2 separate regions of the Homo sapiens genome follow, and region 1 is linked to region 2. A link is an interaction called in ENCODE POLR2A ChIA-PET data of the cell type or tissue named here. Cell type or tissue: CD4-positive, alpha-beta T cell. All regions are shown on one strand. Each heading gives the region's core, and the rest is flanking DNA. Links, peaks and the distances in the headings are about the cores only. Region 1 overlaps SETD5 (SET domain containing 5). Region 2 has its middle 6.9 kb from the start of MTMR14.

What was found. Peaks named below come from ENCODE experiments on the same cell type or tissue, not always from the same donor. Only the 100,000 strongest peaks of a DNase experiment are listed, where the experiment ranks them.
Region 1: POLR2A ChIA-PET joins it to region 2 with 5 read pairs; 4 of 35 experiments call an interaction of 5 or more read pairs at or near these places.

Annotation. Positions count from the first base shown.
Region 1 is chr3:9,421,450-9,425,848 of GRCh38, reverse strand. SETD5 (SET domain containing 5) reads right to left here. Exons shown (of 23, transcript NM_001080517.3): 2 at 1,323-1,382. Among named protein-coding and RNA genes, the nearest start is that of SETD5, 26 kb to the right of the region's middle. In CD4-positive, alpha-beta T cell, for the core only: CTCF peaks have their summits at 2,320 and 2,519; a DNase peak (open chromatin) is centred at 2,518; H3K27ac peaks cover 575 bases.
Region 2 is chr3:9,640,393-9,644,791 of GRCh38, reverse strand. No RefSeq gene overlaps it. Among named protein-coding and RNA genes, the nearest start is that of MTMR14, 6.9 kb to the left of the region's middle. RefSeq lists a silencer at 2,045-2,204. In CD4-positive, alpha-beta T cell, for the core only: no CTCF peak of the experiment used is centred there; a DNase peak (open chromatin) is centred at 1,931.

The DNA of each region.
Region 1 (4,399 bases), core at 91-4,090, 220 kb after region 2:
ACTTAATATCATTAAAAACCCTTTGTTGTAGCCATTACGACTGTACACCCATTTAAAAAATGCATGGTTTCACGGTGAAACCCTATCTCTACTAAAAATACAAAAATTAGCTGGGCATGTTGGCATATGCCTGTGATCCCAGCTACTTGGGAGGCTGAGGCACGAGAATCGTTTGAATCTGGGAAGCAGAGACTGCAGTGAGCTGAGACAGGGCCACTGCACTCCAGCCTGAGCAAAAGTGAAACTCTTTCTCCAAAAAAAAAAAAAAAAAAAGTACAGTTTCTAGATAAAAGACAAGTTATAAACCCAAGATGATAGTTGATATTTTTCCTAGAGCAATTTTTAAAAGATATACTAAAAGGAAAAGATGGAAAAGTTACTTCAGATAACATCTTAATGAGTGAATAAATGATTGCTACATTCACTAATGAAACACCAACCCAGCTATTTTGGATAGTTGATGAATCCTTAAGAAACATTAAGTCAGCCCGGTGCAGTGGCTCACGCTTGTAATTCCAACACTTTGGGAGGCTGAGGTGGGCGGATCACCTGAGGTCAGGAGTTTAAGACCAGCCTGGCTAACACGGTGAAACCCTGTCTCTACTAAAAATACAAAAAAATTAGCCGGGCACGATGGCGGACGCCTGTAATCCCAGCTACTTGGGAGGCTGAGGCAAGAGAATCGCTTGAACCCGGGAGCCGGAGGTTGCAGTGAGTCAAGACTGTACCATTGCACTTCAACATGGACAACAAGAATGATACTCTGTCTCAAAAAAAAAAAAAAAAAAAAAAAGAAACATTGTCGGTAACTATAAATTTCTATTTCATAAAAATTATTCCATTTTCCTTGTGTCTAGTTTAACATGACTGTTTCATTCTTCTGATGAAAGCAACCATAATAGGTTAGCTTGACCATCTCATTCTAACTAATGCTTTAATAATGATGAGGCTTCTTAATTCAAATTCTGTTAATAATCCCAAATTTCTCAAATATTACCCTAAGAATAGTTCCTTCCCTAAGTAACTCTGTAAAATGTAGCTATTAAAATGTTAACCGAGGAACATTTAACAGATCATCTAAATGCAGTATTTTCTTATTATAATTTGTTTGTTTTTTCCTACCAGAATATAAACTCTATGAGAACAGGGATTTTTATCCACTGCTGTAGTTTCAATGGCCAAAACAATAACTGACACGTAGAGAAGTTCCAGAAATATCTGCTAAGTAAATTATAATCACAATTTACTACAACATGATTCCAGCAGTCATTAAAATGCAAAAAATAAAACAGAAATTAAAAGGATTTACTTGGGTCAGTCACCTTTATATAGACTTCTGAATATGAAGTCCCCCCAAATTATCTGCTAGTAGTTCTGAAGACCTAGAAAAAGTTGAGACAAAAATTAGTACAGAAAGAAATAACATTGATGAACACACAGAATGGAATTCTACAGCTATATTATGTTTCTGTATACTGTCTTGTTTATCATCCTACATCTATACTATCTCGTTTACCACCCTACGTCCATCCGGCACTGAATTTTTTGCCCTTTAATTTTTTATTTTTCCATAAAGCCAGAAACGAGATGGTAGAGAAGGAAATTATTTGACTTAAATGGTAAATACTTATGTCACTGGCTAATTTTTCCTCTTCCTTCAAATTAGAATTATCTCATTTTCCAAGGGATCCCTTCTTTTTCTCTCTCCTAAAAGGTGCTTCCCTTCTTCACTGAACACTTCTCAAATTCAGAGTTCTTTCTTTAACCCGATGTCCGACAACTGTCCAGCCAGACAAGGGGCCATCATCACCCATTAAATTACAAGTCCATATTTATTACTCCTTTCTTTCCCTTCATTCCACACCATCTAGTTTCTTGTCCTACTATAAAAAAGAGTGATAAAAAGGAGTCAGTTCTATTTGCGGTCAAATGGAAACATGCTTAAAAAATGGCGCTTAAATTAATTTTCTACCTTCCAAAAAGGAAGGGAAAATGATCAGTATCCTTTAAGTCTCTGGTGTTTTTTCCTAAAAGTCAAATTTAACGCTAGCCAGAGTTATTAACACCTTAAAGATTAACATATCATAAACATGAAAAGAGCTATTCATAGGATTCCAGTTACCAAGCATTAGAACGCATGCATTTCATTTATGTTGATGTTTTATGATTTCTAATTTTAAAAAACTGGAAAATAAACTATTTTTTAGAAACGATTTAAAATAGTACACCCAGAATTAGAGAAATAAAAGTATCAAAGTAACAGTAAAAGGAAGGAAGAAATAAAGTAAATCAAGGAAGAAGCAATAGCAAATAAGAAAGAAAAAAAGGAAAGGAGGAAAACAGCGAAATAGATGTGAGTGTACAGTAGGGGGTAAATGAATGCATCACAGTTTCAATTTATTATTAATTTAACTATTTCCAGAACAATCCATCAGAATCCACAGGAACACTAGTAAGTTCTTGGATTCAGAAACAGACACAGCCTGTATCTTCCAGTAGTACCGAGTACTCTCTTTAGGAGGTGCCATTTACATACAGTTTCTAGGGAAAAGGATGTTAAATAGAACATGCCAGAAATGTTTCTTAATTACCCCATCTTTTTAATTGGTTTCAGAAATGGCCAACAGTCTCTGTATCATCATTCTGACAGTCTCTTCTCTATATGACTTGCTGAAAGCACAAGACCTGTATGATCTCCCTGGTCACTCACAGAGAAGACAAACAAAAAGTGTTTTATGAACAATTCCAACAGATTTCAGAAGAAGAAATTGCATCAGACAGGTGAGGCGGAAGCAGCTGGCAGACAAAAGTCCAATAAACAACCAATCCAACGAAAGAAATTCAGAACAAGTCTGCTTCAGTAATCCTGTGAAGAGGACTGGCAGGAAGAGGAGTGCCGCTTCAGAAAGAGAACAGGCCTCATATGCTTCAGACAGTCTTTGTATTGAGGCTGTGGACCTTGGCCATTCTCCCAGAAATGATGCAATCCTGATGAACAAGATCTGCTGCCAGAGAAACAATTGTTAACAGCCTATGCAGACAGCAACTCAGCCAAGGAGCAATCTCTGATCAACTCTCTCCATAAACCAACAGAACGCCAAAATCTCTCTTCCTCAATTTCAGTGTCTGACAAAACATAAAGTGAACACAGTATATATTAAGATACATAAGAACAAGCCATTTTCTCAAAGGGTCCTTTTTCTTTTAATTCCTTAGGCTGTACAATATCCATTATTAAATTTCAGATAAAATACTGAACATTTTTTACTTTTATAAATACAATTATCCAAGCACATCAATAGTAATAACATAAATATGAAAATTTATACTTATTTTCCTCATTCTCATAAGAAAACCTTTTTGGGAGGCAGTGGCTTCCCTAAGCATAAAAACTGCTCTGAAATCTATCATCCAGCTATAACATTTCAAGTAAACACAAATATACATACACTCTAATTCAGAGACAGAAAGTATATTTCATAGATATTTTTGAAAGTAGATAAAAGTCAATGTTAAATATTGGCATCTATCAGAGAAAAGAGAAAATCTAATCTTGCTTAGGCTGACATATAAGGTATGCTGATAACAACCACTTTTTTGCAGGGCAACAATATTACTTCAGATCTTACTAAAGGATCAGATTATTTTCATCTTATTAGCCACGATTTACTAATTTAGAATCTAACTTAAAAATATCCTCAATTTAATAATCTTCCCTAGAATCCTCATCTCCTAGGCCTGGTTTCTTTTTCAGAAGTTTTGGTATCAGGTTTTTCACACAGTATTATAAAATTATAAAAAGTTATTTTTTTCTCACTAAATAAAAGATCCTGTATAAAGCACTTCTCTAAACTTCAACTAGCCAAAAGTCATGACTAACCAAATTTCTTCCTTTTGAAAGCAATAACCCTTAAACTGGGATTCATGAAAAAACACAAATATCTAAGATATATCCTGAAATAAATCTATTCAGCCCAATCTATTACTTCTATATACTACTAAATAACGAAAATGAACAGATATACAGAATAGCTCTGAAGCACTAAAAAAATCTTTAATAGGTCAATAAATGAATAAATTTAACTCAGGAAGAGAAAACACTTTTTGGGAATATTTCAAAAGGGTTAAAGTAGCTAATAAGTTTTTAAAAATCCAATTTCTGAACTTGATTATTCAAAATTTTGTTGTTACATATAGGCTGAATTTCTTCTTAAATACATCTATAGTTCTTCGATTTATCTTTTGAATGACTTTACCTTGTATGAGAATGAATGTGGCAGCTGCATTATATACTTATCTTCATCTCCATCTCAAAGTCAAATATCTCAAGTAAAATCACCGTAGCTGTACCATGACAAACAGCCTTTTACCTTAGGAGAAGAAAAGTATGCTAGGAAAA
Region 2 (4,399 bases), core at 266-4,265:
GAAAGTTCCCTTGAGTCCCATCTCAGTCCTTTCCACCCCTACCCCCAGCCCCAGGCAACAACTGATTTATTTTCTGTCACTAGCCTTCCTATAAATGGAATTATACCCTGTGTATTCTGTGTCTAGCTTCTTTAAGCGTAGCTAATTTTGGTTTTAATTTGCATTTCCCTGATTAATGAAGTTGATCACCTTTTCGCATATTTATTGCTCATTTGAATATGCTCTTGGGTAGTGCTTGTTAACATCTTTTGCCCATTTTTCTAGTGGGTTGTCTGTATTTTTATTACAAATTTATAGAAGAGGTTTGAATATTCTGGACATGAGTTCTTTTGAAATCGCCGTTACAAAATTGTAACAGACAGTGAAAGAGATTTGACCTAACCAACTCCATCTTGCTTCTTTTTTTTTTTTTTTAATTTTTTTATTATTACACTCTAAGATCTAGGGTACATGTGCACAACATGCAGGTTTGTTACATAGGTATACAAGTGCCATGTTGTTTTGCTGCACCCATCAACTCGTCATTTACATTAGGTATTTCTCCTAATGCTATCCCTTTCCCAGCCACCCACCCCACAACAGGCCCCAGTGTGTGATGTTCCCCTTCCTGTGTCCATGTGTTCTCATTGTTCAGCTCCCACTTATGAGTGAGAACATGCAGTGTTGGTTTTCTGTCCTTGTGATATTTTGCTGAAAATGATGGTTTCCAGCTTCATCCATGTCCCTGCAAAGAACATTAACTCATCCTTTTTAATGGCTGCATAGAATTTAATGGTGTATATGTGCCACATTTTCTTTATCCAGTCTATTATTGATGGACATTTGGGTTGGTTCCAAGTCTTTGCTATTGTGAATAGTGCCTTAATAAACATACATGTGCATGTGTCTTCATAGTAGCATGATTTATAATCCTTTGGGTATATACCCAGTAATGTGATTGCTGGGTCAAATGGTATTTCTAGTTCTAGATCCTTGAGGGATCGCCACACTGTCTTCTACAGTGGTTGAACTAATTTACACTCCCACCAACAGTGTAAAAGCATTCCTATTTCTCCACATTCTCTCCAGCATCCGTTGTTTCCTGACTTTTTAATGACCGCCATTCTAACTGACGTGAGATGGTATCTCATGGTGGTTTCAATTTGCATTTCTCTGATGGCCAGTGATGATGAGCATTTTTTCATGTCTGTTGGCTGCATAAATGTTTTCTTTTGAGAAGTGTCTGTTCATCTCCTTTGCCCACTTTTTGATGGGGTTGTTTGTTTTTTTCTTGTAAATTTGTTTAAGTTCTTTGTAGATTCTGGATATTAGCCCTTTGTCAGATGGATAGATTGCACAACTTTTCTCCCATTCTCTAGGTTGCCTGTTCACTCTGATGATAGTTTATTTTGCTGTGGAGAAGCTCTTTAGTTTAATTAGATCCCATTTGTCTATGTTGGCTTTTGCTGCCATTGCTTTTGGTGTTTTAGTCATGAAGTCCTTGCCCCCCATCTTGCTTTTAACCTCTAAGCTGGCCTTATTCACTCCTGGGCATAGGCTGAACTAACTTTGGGAGGAACTTAGTTTATAGTTTATAGTTTAAAACAAAGATGATAACAGCCCTTTCCTGAAACAAACCCCCTTCTTGCCTGGGGACTAGACTGCCATTGTAGGACTTAATAAATTAGCCCTAAGATTAGAAGTTATGGTTTAGGAGTGATGCAGCTGGAGGCTACAAGACTCTGACCTTCCCCAAATTGCTCCTGGGGATATCACTATTGTAAACCTAAGACCAGTGTTTGAGATACTTTGCAGACCCTGCACTTGATGGATCAGCTGGTACCACCCAGATCGATAAACTAGCTTATCTGACCTTGTGGCCCCCACCCAGGAAATTACTCAGCACAAGAAGACTCCCTATGAGTTCATCTCTGACCTGACCAATCAGCGCTCCTGGCTCACTGGTTTTCCCCACCTACCAAGTTGTCCTTAAACACTCTGATCCCAGAATGCTTAGGGAGCTGATTTGAGTAATAATAAAACTATGTTCTCCCGCACAGCAGCCTCTGTGTGAATTATTCTTTCCGCAGTTCCCTTTTTTTTTTCTTGAGGCGGAGTTTCACTCTTTTTTTTTTTTTTTTTTTTTGAGACGGAGTCTCGCTCTGCCGCCCAGGCTGGAGTGCAGTGGCGCGATCCCCGCTCACTGCAAGCTCCGCCTCCCGGGTTCACGCCATTCTCCTGCCTCAGCCTCCCGAGTAGTTGGGACTACAGGTGCCTGCCACCACACCTGGCTAATTTTTTTTTGTATTTTTAGTAGAGACGGGGTTTCACCATGTTAGCCAGGATGGTCTCGATCTCCTGACCTCGTGATCCGCCCACCTCGGCCTCCCAAAGTGCTGGGATCACAGGTGTGAGCCAGTGCGCCCAGCCTACGGAGTTTCACTGTTGTTGCCCAGGCTGGTGTGCAATGGCGCGATCTTGGCTCACCACAACCTCCGCCTCCTGGGTTCAAGCTATTCTCCCGCCTCAGCCTCCCGAGTAGCTGGGATTACAGGCATTTGCCACCACGCCCGGCTAATTTTGTATTTTTAGTAGAGACAGGGTTTCTCCATGTTGGTTAGGCTGGTCTCGAACTTCCGACCTCAGGTGATTTGCCTGCCTCAGCCTCCCAAAGTGCTGGGATTACAGGCATGAACCACTGCACCCGGATCCCCTATCTTGATAAATCAGTTCCATCTAGGCAGCAGGCAAGGTGAACCCATTGGACAGTTACAAATTTGGGGACTTGTCTGAGATTGCCCTTGTGACTACCTGCCTGTGGTTCAGTAGCCCCCTCTCCAGCGATGGATCCAGAGGCCACCCAAAGGGGCCACCTAGTTCTCTTGGACTAGGGGTTGACTCTGGTACTCTCTCCACTTGTGGGGCACTGACAACCCAATATGCATGGAATTTTTTTTTTTTTTTTGAGACAGAGTCTTGTACTGTGGCCCAGGCTAGAGTGCAGTGGCGTGATCTTGGCTTATTGCAAGCTCCGCCTTGACTCCAGGTTCACGCCATTCTCCTGCCTCAGCCTCCTGAGTACCCGGGACTACAGGCGCCCGCCACCACGCCCAGCTAATTTTTTTTGTATTTTTTAGTAGAGACGGGGTTTCACCGTGTTAGCCAGGATGGCCTCGATCTCCTGACCTCGTGATCCGCCCATCTCGGCCTCCCAAAGTGCTGGGATTACAGGCGTGAGCCACCATGCCCGGCCTACATGGATTTAATTGCAATGGAGAAACAGTCCTGGGGAGACGTTCCATAACTGTAGCCCTATCACAAGGTGTCTGTCTGTAGCCTCATCATGGTGTGTCTGTAGTCCCATTGCAGGGTGTCTTGTTTGTCTAATAGCTCCACCACAGACAGTCTGTCTCAGTTTGGCTCCCTCAGGGGTCTCAGTTTGTCTGTTGCCCCATTGTGGGGTGTCTGTCTTGGTTTGGCTCCTAGTGGGGGTTTCAGTTGGCTCTTCCTAACTAGTAGGAAGAGACTTGGTTCGGGAGACTTCTCAATCAGGAAGACTTTGGGGAGATTTCTCAGATGGAGAATAGGAGAATAGTTTGGAAGGGATACTCTTGGAGTTCTTGGTTAGGGATCTGATTTGGAAGGCCTTCTGCCTGTCTCGTCTTTATGTGTGTGTTTGTATGTGTGGAGGGCATCTCAGAAGGAGTGGCTGACGGAAGTCCAGCAGGCCTAACTCAGAGAACCCTCCTATTAGTCTGTTAACATTCATTGAGCCCTGGAGAAAGCTCAACAGGCCTGTCTCAGTGTGACTATCCACTCTTCACCTTGCCCAGAGATCACCCATTGTGAATTACCTTTCGGAGCTCATCCCTCCCCACCAGGAGTGGATCAAAAACAATAGGGACCAACAGGAGAAAGTTTGAATTTTGCCAGGATGATATTGGGTGCTGAAAGAGGTGACTAGTGTCTGTTGTATTATGTATATTTTGCTGGGATGGAAAATATTAATTTGGTTTCCCGTGCAGCCTGTTGGACATCTTGCAAAATGGCGAATCTTTTGCCTATGGTTCAATAAAGCAGAAAAGGATGATTTTCTTTTGTAACAGGGCTTGGCCCCCCCACCAGCTATGGCATAGTGAAGAGGGTCATCAAAAGCCGCTTCGTTCTTCTGGAAGCTGCAGCAGAGAAAGGGGACCCGGAAAGTTGGTATGCCAGCAAAAACGGTAATAATTCTTAGCAGCCAAGTTTCTGGTCTCTCTCTCTCTCTCTCTCTCTCTCTCTCTCTCTCTATGTGTGTAAACGATAAACTTCGTTATTTGTCTCCTCTGCAAGGGTTTAACTAATAGAAAAATAAAGGATTTGTGAGACTAGTCAGGCTGTAGCAAATCTGGTGCAGTTTGTACTAAGAATGTGTCTTTCT